2 separate regions of the Homo sapiens genome follow, and region 1 is linked to region 2. Evidence: chromatin loops called from intact Hi-C (ENCODE). Cell type or tissue: CD4-positive, alpha-beta T cell. All regions are shown on one strand. Each heading gives the region's core, and the rest is flanking DNA. Links, peaks and the distances in the headings are about the cores only. Region 1 overlaps SYT2 (synaptotagmin 2). Region 2 has its middle 37 kb from the start of RABIF.

Region 1 (5,372 bases), core at 55-5,054, 200 kb after region 2:
CCAAGTAGGATGAACTCCCCATGAGGGCACAACCTTGTCTGCTTTTGCTCATCATTAACTCCCCAATGCTGAGAATAGCATTTGACACATGAAGTAGGCAATTAACAAAAGATTGTTGAATGGATGAATGAATTGGCAGGAGTGAGTCTGGAGTCAGGTTTTGCACTTGGGCGGAGAGGCTGGAGGAAGGCGTTCTGGTGCCTTCGAAGAAACAGGGCTGGCCTAAGTGTAGGTGCTGCAAGTGGAAGCAGCTATCACAGGCTCAGAAAGTGGGTCTGCCAGGGAGCGTGGGCAGCAGAGTTGCAGTGGAGAATGTGCCTTCTTGGGTCACGTGACTGTGAAAATATTAGTCCTCAGGAGCAATTAGTTAAGTTAATTAGCTCATCCATTTAAGCAGCAGCTAAAGCAATGGGGCCTGAAGACCGTTTGGGGAAAGACACTTAATTATTTGCACCAATGTCACCCTAATTTCCCCAGTAAGCTCAGCTGTGGCTGGGCAAGGGCAGAGACCTGAACACTCAATTGATTTCCTCTTTTTGGGGCCTAGAGTGGGAGGGGTAGAGGGACCTGGGGAGGAGGGCTGGCTGAAAGCAGGCTGCCAGGGCCCTTGAAGCCCCACTGGCCACCTTCAGACTTTGCATCTCTCATTGACCCTTCTGATCAAGACATAAGTTTTCCAGGCCCCAGGGATGTCACTCCAGAGAGAGGATAACTTAGTCAAGGTCACACAGCAAGTTAGTTCTAGGGACAGACCCAGAACCCAGGCTCCCAGCCTCCTTGACCAGGACCTCCTCTTCAAGGAAAGAAAAGAAGAGGTGCAGAAATCACTGTGGTGACCCACAGAGGTCCAGCGGGTTGTGGCGATGTAGTCACACAGCATAGCTCCCCTAGAGAAGCATGCAGCGGTACCTTGCCTCCATCGTGGGACTCCAGCGCCCAGTCTCTGTTTCCCTGTCTGGAAAATGAGGCCAGTGTTTGTGGGGAGTGGGCTTGGAGATACCGCCATTCCCTATTCCCAATCTCTGGGGATGGTCTTTGGGCATACAGGTTCTGGTCTATTTCTGACCCCCATACGAGGTCAGCAGTTAAGGCAAGCATCTACTATGTGCCCAGACTGTGCTAGATGCTTTGGGTGGGGGTGGGGGTAACGGCCAAGGTATGGGACCAGTCCCCTGTGGTAGTACAAGCAAAGTGACTGGAGAACAGTACCAGCCAGTGCGTAGTGACATGCTGAGCTGTGTGTCTGTGAGGACAAGTCAGTCAGAACTGAGGTGATGAGTGAGGAGATGGAGAACTAAAGGTGCTCTAGGTAAGCGTGTGAATCTATATATCTAAGTATGAATCTATGCAGGGATATGAGGATGCAGATGGGCTGGACGGTTCAGGGGGGGTCCGTGTTGGGGACAGAGGCATGAGAGTTGGAGTGATCAGGTGGGGCCGTTTGGAGAAGGGCCTTTTGTCTGGGTGCAGCAGGAAGAGAGTGACAATCGAGATTTTCTATGAAAATAGTGGCATTGAGATGTCAAGCCGCTCATGCAAAAGGACAAGGAAAAACTTACACCATCAGGGAGGGGCATTCTTTCCATGGGATGCAGAGCTGGGGGACTTGCAGGCAAGGCTAGGTTAGGAGGAAATCCAAACTCTAAGGGGGGGTGGGTGGTGGGAAGGAAAATGATATGCATCAAAGGCCAACTCAGGCTCTAGGCACTGTGCTTTAAATGGGTTATCTTAGGTGAATTGGTGATGAATGTTCCTTGAGAAAAGGAAACTGGAGCTCATCTGGAGCTCAGAGAGTTTAAGTAATTAATCCAAGTCACACAGTTAGCACAAGGCAGAGCCACGTTTCTGGGTCTGATTTTGAAGCCAGGGTCTTTCCACCGAAGCAGTCCTCTCACCCTTGGCTACATGGAGAATGACTGATGCCCGGCCCCCTCCCAGGATAGCTGAGGGAGTCTCTGGGAGATGGGGCTGGGCACCTTTCCTTTAAGCTCCTCAAGTGACCCTGCTGGGCAGAGAAGTTGCGAGGGCCCAGCAGCAAGCTGCCTCCTGCTTTGGTCCCCAGGTTCCAGCCATTGCATCACAGGGGACTGGCTCCTGTCACCATGCACTAACTCCATTGCTGTCAAGGATGCAGGAGGTAGGGAAGACACATTGGTGCACTAAAGTTGATCTGAGACAGGCCTCCTGCAGAAAGGCAGGTGCCCAAATTCAAAGGAGGAGCTGAGAGATGAAGAACAGTGAAGACAGAGGCTGAACCCACTGACCCCTCCTTGTCACCCCCAACCCAGATCCATGCATGACCCCAAGGAGTTCCTCTTCTGCCATCACCACAACCCTTGACATATGTTTATTTCTCCCCAGGGAGCCATCCTCAGATGCCACTCACCCAAGGCAAAGGGACGATGGCTGTTCCCTCAACAGATGCACACACGGCTCCTCGGGCCCCTTCCACTGGCATCAGCCACCACCAACTCTCTGCAGAGGGAACAACTCTCCCAGAGATAGTTGAATGATTGGCTGCGATAGGCACCATTTCAGACTTGCTGTGTGACTTACTTAGACGGAGTCTCACTCTGTCACCAGGCTGGAGTACAGGGGCGGGATCTCGGCTCACTGCAACCTCCGCCTCCCGGGTTCAAGCGATTCTCCTGCCTCAGCCTCCTGAGTAGCTGGGACTACAGGTGCACACCACCATGCCCAGCTAATTTTTGTATTTTTAGTAGAGACGGGGCTTCACCATGTTTGCAGGATGGTCTCGATCTCTTGACCTCGTGATCTGCCTGCCTCAGCCTCCCAAGGTGCTGGGATTACAGGCGTGAGCCACCACGCCTGCCCTCTGTGTGACTTATTTAAACATATTCTTCTGTAAACTGGGTAGAATAATATCTGCATGGAAACTTATACCTGAAGGCTTTAGGAAAAAGAAAGATTGTTTAGGAGCCTTTTGTAGCTTCTTAGCTGTGAGGTAATAACTATTGATAGATAGGAATGTGCCGAGGTGGAAAGAATGAACCAGCATTTGAGTCCAATAGTCTGGAATCAAATCTAGTCACTGCCATGTGTGAGGTTCTTAACATCTTCAGAGCAAGTTTTCCTGTATGATTTATGAGTCAATGAATTCCATGTCTTCTGCCCAACCTCCTTTCTGAACCCCAGGCCCACATTTCTAGGGGCCTCCTGGACATTTCCTCCTGGATATGGCACAGGCTCCCAAACTGATCGTGTCCCAGGCTGAACTCCCCACTCCCACCCACCCCTGTGCGTCCTCTCTTGGTGACTGACATCCCTATCCTTCCCGTTTCACATGCCAGAGATCCAGAAGTCATCCTGGACTCCTCTCTTTTCCTCACCCCGACCCCCAATTAGCTACCCAGTGTGCAGTCTTGCATGTAGATGAGCAAATCCATCCCTTCCTTCCCACTCCCATGGCTCCTCCATGGTGTAGACTGGTATTGGCTTTCCCTTGACCTGCCGCAACACTCCCTCTTCTCATTGCCTCCTGCCAGCTCCCTGCTTCAAGCCTTCCGCTGTGCCCGTTGCCTGTGTGGGCAGAAGCCCCACACCCTTAGCCTGGCTTGCAAGGCCCTTCGCATCCAGGCTCCAATGCCCCTCCCACCCCACTCCCGGCCCCTTCTTCCCACTCTGCCCAGTGCCTCCAGGCGGCATGCCCAGCGTCCTCCTTCTTCCACGCTGGAGCACTCGCTATTCCCTTTGCCTGAAACACCCGCCTTTCCTTGGGATCAGATCAGAAGTGTACTTCAAGAGCCACTCAGAAGCCATCTTCTCTGGCTGTTCCTTCATCTTAACCCCCATGGAGGCTCCAAGGGCTCCGGCTCCACGGTCTTTTGTGCACACTGCTGTTTTCCCCGTGCTGCACTGTTATCTGCCTATGTGCCTGTCTCCCCCAGCAAACTTCCAAACTCTTGTGGGCAGGGATTGTGTCCCAGAGCACTCTATCCCAGGGCCAGGCAGAGTGCAGGGCACATAGTATGTATTCAATAAAAACATATCATAGCCAGGTGTGGTGGTGTGTGCCTGAAATCCCAGCTACTCAGGAGGCTGAGGCAGGAGAATAGCTTGAACCCGGGAGGCAGGGGTTGCAGTGAGCTGAGATTGTGCCATTGCACTCCAGCCTGGGTGACAGAGCGAAACTATGTCTCAAAAAAAAAAAAACAAAAGCATATGAAACAAATGTTTGGCAGACCCCAAAGACCCAGCTACTCTGGAAGAGACGTACACGTAGGCTATGCCCCTTATATATGTGCCCAACCAGTAGGTGGCAATGGAAGTGTCACTGCGTGCAAGCACATGACCCTTTCTGGGGTCCTCTCAGGCAGGCTGGACACCCCGGCTCACAGGTGGACAGGAGTACCTGGAACACGGGGCTCACTCAGGTAGAGTTCCTCAGGCTGCAGTTTACATACCCGCAGACAGGGGAGTTGATTATTTGGGCTTCTTGGATTCTCTGGGAAGATCCTCTGAGCCCAGCCCCAATTCCCTTTTCCTCTTCCGGGGCCCTCTGCCAAACATCTGTTCTTAGATGGCCTACATGTCTGGCTCGAGTCTAGAGAGAACTTGGAATCGCTCCCCATGTCCGGGAAAAGCCCTTACGGAGGGGATGGAGAAGATCTGTACTTTTGTGCAGGGAAGACTGGAGCTGGATTGACAGCAGCCTGGGAGACTGAAGTTGGCTGTGCGGTCTTGGGCAAGTCACATCACTCCCCAGAAGGTGGATGGGTTTTAGCGCCTCCACAGACCAGTGCTTGAATACTGGCTCTGGCACTTCCCAGCTATGCAGACTTGGGCAAGTCATTTGCATTTTGGGGGCCTCAGTTTTCCCAGCTGTGAAATGGGGACAAACACCAGTTTCATAAAGTAGTTACAGGGATGAGGTAGGATCCAAGTGTCTACAATGCTGTTCAGTTTATGACTGAGGAAGGAGGCACCTGTATCAATTGGCAAGGCATATGGCACAGGGGTTTGGAGTGCGGCCTCAGGAGGCGATGATGAGGTTCAGATCCTGCATCTTCCCTTTTCTAACTGTGTGACCTTGGACAAGTTATTTTACCTCTCTTTACCTCAGTTTTCCCATCTTGAAAATAGAAATAAGAATAATCCTCTCTCCTAGTGTTTTTGTAAGTATGAAGTAAATAAATTCATGTGAAACCCTTAAAATAGTACCTGGCACATAGTAAGCATGAATTCGTGCTTCCTATCACCATTGCTGTCAGCCTCATCAATATCATCATCTCAATACTTGAATCTCATTAACTCCAGGCACCTACTTGCTCTTGCAGGAAATCTTGCCTCCCCCAGATCTGCTTCATCCCAGCATATGATCTGGGAGACCCCTAAAGCTCATGTACACATGC
Region 2 (5,372 bases), core at 109-5,108:
TGTGCCCCGCTAGAGGATTCCTTTAACTGGATAGGTCTCAGCTGGTCTAGAAGCCAGGCCTTTGGACTGTAAGCCAGCGTGGGTTCTACTTGAAAGATTGCCTTGATGAAAGGAAAAGTATCAATTTCATCTTACTTAGCCTGGTAAAAAGGCGTTCCCTAGGGCTGCCAGTCACATGGGGAGAATGGCCTCCTTGTCACTTGTGCTAGGGACATAACCACGTGCTATAGGCTCCTGCTCAGAAGGGAAGGCTTTCAGAAGCCAGAGAGGCCCATTATCAGATGATGGGGAAAGTGCGGATCAGAAGGTCAGAGGCTTCTTGTGTTCTGCGTCTGGATGCGTTCTCTTCCTTTTGCGGTAATAAGGAAGAAGCACGCATTTATGCCCCACCCTGTTATCAGTTGACCTTCCCAGGGTGCTGGGCATATGACCTAGTTTGTTTTTTGGGTTTTGTTGTGGGATAAGACTCCAGAAAGATTAAAGATGGCAGCTGTGGCATTAGAAAACATATATAGCGGCTGGGCGCAGTGGCTCACTTTGGGAGGCCGAGGTGTCCGGATCACAAGGTCAGGAGATGATCGAGACCATCCTGGCTGACACGGTGAAACCCCGTCTCTACTAAAAATACAAAAAAAATTAGCTGGGCATGGCGGCATGCCCCTGTAGTCCCAGCTGTTGGGGAGGCTGAGGCAGGAGAATGGCGTGAACCCGGGAGGCGGAGCTTGCAGTGAGCCAACATCGCGCCACTGCACTCCAGCCTGGGCAACAGAGCAAGACTCCGTCTCAAAAAAATAAAAATAAAAAAAGAAAACATATATAGCTTTCCTGCCCCATGACACTGCTGTGGACATGACCACAACAGGAGGACAGGCAGGAATAATAGCTGCTTGCTAGTGTGGAAGAGTTGTCCTGTAGCTCAGAAATGGAAATGAGGGGTAGGCTATCTGGGAAACAGACTGTTTCTGCCTCCATATTAGGAAGATCTTTAGCTGCTTAAGGGAAGAATAGGCTGCCTTTAGGACATGGTCAGCTTGTTGTCCCTAGAGACACTAATGGGAAGTTGACTTTTTTTTTTTTTTTTTTTTTTTGAGGATGAGAAACACTAAAATGTATTATATATTCTGGGCTGGGTGCAGTGATTCAGGCCTGTAATCCAGCACTTTGGGAGGCAGAGGTGGGAGGATGGCTTGAGCCCAGGAGTTTGAGACCAGCCTGGGCAATGTGAGACTCCATCTGTACAAAATATTTTAAAAAATTAGCCAGTCTTGCTAGTGTGTACTTATAGTTCTAGCTACTCAGAAGGCTGAGGTGGGAGGATCACCTGGGTCCAGGAGGTTTAGGCTGCAGTGAGCTATGATTGCACCCCCCTCTCCAGCCTCAGCAACAGAGCGAGACCCTGTTTTTTGTTTTGTTTTGTTGTTGTTGTTGTTTTGAGACGGAGCTTCACTCTGTCACCCAGGCTGGAGTGCAGTGGCGTGATCTCAGCTCACTGCAACCTCCGCCTCCTGGGTTTAAGCAATTCTCCTGCCCCAGCCTCCCGAGTAGCTGGGACTATAGGCGCCCGCCACCACACCCGGCTATTTTTTGTATTTTTAGTAGAGACAGGGTTTCACCATGTTGGCTAGGCTGGTCTCAAACTCATGACCTCAGGTGATCCACCCGCCTCGGCCTCCCAAAGTGCTGGGATTACAGGCGTGAGCCACCGCATCCGGCCCCCTTTTTCTTGACTGACTTTGAAGGCACTAGTCTTGTCTTGCAGAAGCTCCCTCATTCTAGACTTGTTTGTTTCCTTGTGGTGGTGATCATCTTCCTCTTTGTTTCTTACAAGTTGACAAATGCCCCTTCCCTAGTTCCAGGGATCCCTGTACAGACCCTTCCAGGAAACACAGAACCAGGCGCTTATACTTCTTTGTTTTTTCTTAGGTTGGCATCAACTACCAGTCCCCCACAGTGGTGCCCGGGGGTGCTGTAGCCAAGGTGCAGCGGGCAGTCTGCGTGCTAAACAATACCACAGCCATCACTGAGGCCTGGGCCCGCCTCAACCAAAAGTTTGACCTGATGTATGCCAAGCGGGCATTTATGCACTGTTATGTGGACAGGGGCATGGAGGAAGGTGAGCTCTCTGGGCCTGAGAGGACCTGGCTGCCCTGGAGAAGGATTATGAAGTAGGCACAGAATCTTTGGACAGCGAGGATGAGCATGAGGAGTTCTAGGGGTCCTGGCACCTGTAACACCTGGTCTCTCGCACCACAGTTGTGTGTGTATCTCATTCCACTGTTCCCTGACCCCCTACAAATACAATGGATATTGCAAGCGATGTGGAACTCTGTGGAATTCTGCCCAGGCAGTGGGCCATCTTTAAGCTTCTCAGCTTCCTTTAATGTCTTTCTAAGTTGAAGGGCAGGGTGGCCTCTGCTGCTAGGGCCTCCAGCCAGGGCATGTCTAGTGGAGGATTGGCACTGCTTCCCTCCTGTGTGAGCGGACCACCCTGACACGCCTTCGCCGGTTCAGCACCCAGGCTGTGGTACTTCAACTTCACAGGGGTCCCTATGTGTACCCCCTTGTCTCCAGCCCAGTTCGAGGAAGAGTAAGCTTTCTAGAGATTCTAATGAAAGCTGCCGAAAGTTTATCTGCCCCCAGCATTCCGGGGCAGAAACTGCAGGACTTCAGTGCCACAAGGAATCAAGCACGTCTAACCACTCCTCCCGCCTGATGGCCAAGAGAGGGCAGTAGAGGTTGCCTTCACAGGCCTCTCCGCAGCAGCCATCTTAGACTTGAGGGCTCTGTCCTGATGCCTTACAAACGCAGGGTCCAAGAAATAGGATTCCAAAAAAAACAGTGGTCTCCAGCCTGGGACTATGAAGATACGAAACAACTTACTTTAAGGGACAGGGTCTCGCTGTGTTGCATGCGCTGGAATGTAGTGGTTATTCTCACAGATGTGGTCACAGCATGCTACAGCCTTGGACTCCTGGGCTCAAGCCATCCTCCTGCCTCAGCCTCCCCATGTGGTGGCCTACAGGCACTACCTCATGCCTGGCTATGAAGTAAATCTTAAAAGTGCCTATGAGACTTTTAGGCAAGAAGATCCGTATCTCTTATTCTCAACGGAGTTCCTAATGAGGAAATTAGGAACTGTTGTTTTAGAGGCTTAGGCATATCTGCTCACATGTGGTGTCAGAGATCAATTTATTAGTAAAAGGTTCTGGCAGAAGCTAATGACTAAACAAATGGCCCCTTCTGGAACAGTCCAGGTTCAAGGAGGCTGCTTTTATTATTATTTTATTATTATTTATTTTTTTGGAGACGGAGTCTCACTCTGTCGCCCAGGCTGGAGTGCAGTGGCACGATCTCAGCTCACTGCAACCTCCGCCTTCTGGGTTCAAGCGATTCTCCTACCTCAGCCTCCTGAGTAGCTGGGACTATGGGTGCACACTGCCACTCCTGGCTAATTTTTTGTATTTTAGTGGAGACAGGGTTTCACCATGTTGCCCAGGCTGGTCTCGAACTCCTGAGGTCAGGCAATCTGCCCTCCTCACCCTCCCAAAGTGCTAGGATTACAGGCGTGAGCCACTGTGCCCAGCTATTTTTTTTTTTTTTTTTTTTTGTGAGACAGAGTCTCACTCTCTCTCCCGGGCTGGCATGCAGTGGCGTGATCTCAGCTCACTGCAACCTCTGCCTTCCAGGTTCAAGCAATTCTTCTGCCTCAGCCTCCTGAATAGCTGGGATTACAGGCATGCGCCACCATCCCTGGCTAATTTTTGTATTTGTAGTAGAGATGAGGTTTCACTATGTTGGCCAGGCTGGTCTCACACCCCTGATCTCAGGTGATCCGCCCACCTCAGCCTCCCAAAGTGCAAGGATCACAGGCATGAACCACCTCGCCTGGCCAGGCTGCTTTTAAATAATGTGCTTAAAGTCCCCTCAGCCAGGAGAGGTTGCAAGCTTATGTATTCTTAAACCACAGAGAATCTCCATGGAGCCAGGCTTTGTTCCTGGCAAGGCCACTGAGCAGAACCTAACCCAGCCCCTGCCAGAAAGGCGAGGGCCACCCATACTCTTGGCCTGGAACTACCTACTCTGGTTTTTGGACACTTAATTCTAGCACGTGTTTGCTCTCTTAAGCACCAGTGAGCCTTGGGGCTGCCTAAATGTCATCTGTGGCCTTGCTTTGGCTTCAGGAAACTGGTTACTAGCGTTAATCTAGAGACTTATTCCCAGCATCTGTGAGCCTTGCTCCTTGATCCCTGGGAGGGTATTTGCCAAAAGGAGGGAATCCCAGAGCCTACAGCATAGTGCCCAGGGTCACAGACTGCCCCTACCATGGAACTGCATGCTTAGGTCCAGAGGGGCTGTGGCCTTGTGTGCTGGTTGGTCCCCACATGTTGGGCCTCTTCCTTTTTTTAGCATCTTCCTCTGTATTTGCATTTCTGAGCAGAGAGGTCTGACAGTCTTCTGCTTGGCTGTATTCCCCCTTTCCCTCAGTCCCCATAGTCCCCAAAAGACAAGGGCCTCAACCTACTGTGTCATTTGTCTTAATTCGCTAATAGCGTGGCTCTGACATGGGTGTGTATCCTTACTTGTGCCCCCTTTCTTTCGTGTAAGCAAGACAAGTCTCCCTTGCTATAGCGGTTGATTTTTTCTATTTTACTCCAGAGTCTTTCTCCAAAGCTGTTCCTAGGAGACTGCTAACCTACTGGTTCCTCTAGTACTGGGTAGAGGTGGAATAAGGGCACAGAAGGAAGGGAAAGAGGTTGGAGAAACCTGCTCTATTAAAGTGTCTGTTGCCGGGCCTGGTGGCTCACACCTGTAATCCCAGCACTTTGGGAGGCCGAGGCGGGTGGATCACCTGAGGTCAGGAGTTCGAGACCAGCCTGGCCAACATGGTGAAACCTTGTCTCTACTAAAAATACGAAACATTAGCCGGGCGTGGTGGCGCATGCCTGTAATCTCAGCTACTCAGGAGGCTGAGGCAGGAGAATCGCTTGAACCCAGGAGGCGGAGGTTGCAGTGAGCCGAGATTGCACCATTGCACTCCAGCTTGGGCAACAAGAGCAAAACTCTGTCTCCAAAAAATAAATAAATTAATTAATTAATTAATTAATTAAAGTGCCTATTAACGGATCTGGATCTGTTGATGTTTGGCAGGTGCCCCTGGTCTGCTCTGCCGGTATCTTCACCCGGAAACCAGTGAGCTGATGTTTTCTTTCCTTCTCTTCCTCTCACTGGGCCCATGGATTCATACATATTAGCAGTTCAATCCATCATGCAGAGAGACCACCCCTCCCTGAGCACATACCCCAGGCCACAGGAAGGTGAACATCCAGTGAGGGTTGGACTCCTAGCCCTGAGCACTCTCCTGTGATGAGATA

What was found. Hi-C counts contacts between places; a loop is a spot of excess contacts. Peaks named below come from ENCODE experiments on the same cell type or tissue, not always from the same donor. Only the 100,000 strongest peaks of a DNase experiment are listed, where the experiment ranks them.
Region 1: it touches region 2 in a loop (5-fold over the local background); 1 of 110 quality-filtered maps calls a loop at or near these places.

What each region holds. Positions count from the first base shown.
Region 1 is chr1:202,649,242-202,654,613 of GRCh38, reverse strand. All of the region lies in intron 1 of SYT2 (synaptotagmin 2), which reads left to right. Among named protein-coding and RNA genes, the nearest start is that of SYT2, 59 kb to the left of the region's middle. In CD4-positive, alpha-beta T cell, for the core only: no CTCF peak of the experiment used is centred there; no DNase peak of the experiment used is centred there; H3K27me3 peaks cover 495 bases.
Region 2 is chr1:202,849,832-202,855,203 of GRCh38, reverse strand. No RefSeq gene overlaps it. Among named protein-coding and RNA genes, the nearest start is that of RABIF, 37 kb to the left of the region's middle. RefSeq lists an enhancer at 1,678-2,177. In CD4-positive, alpha-beta T cell, for the core only: no CTCF peak of the experiment used is centred there; a DNase peak (open chromatin) is centred at 2,723.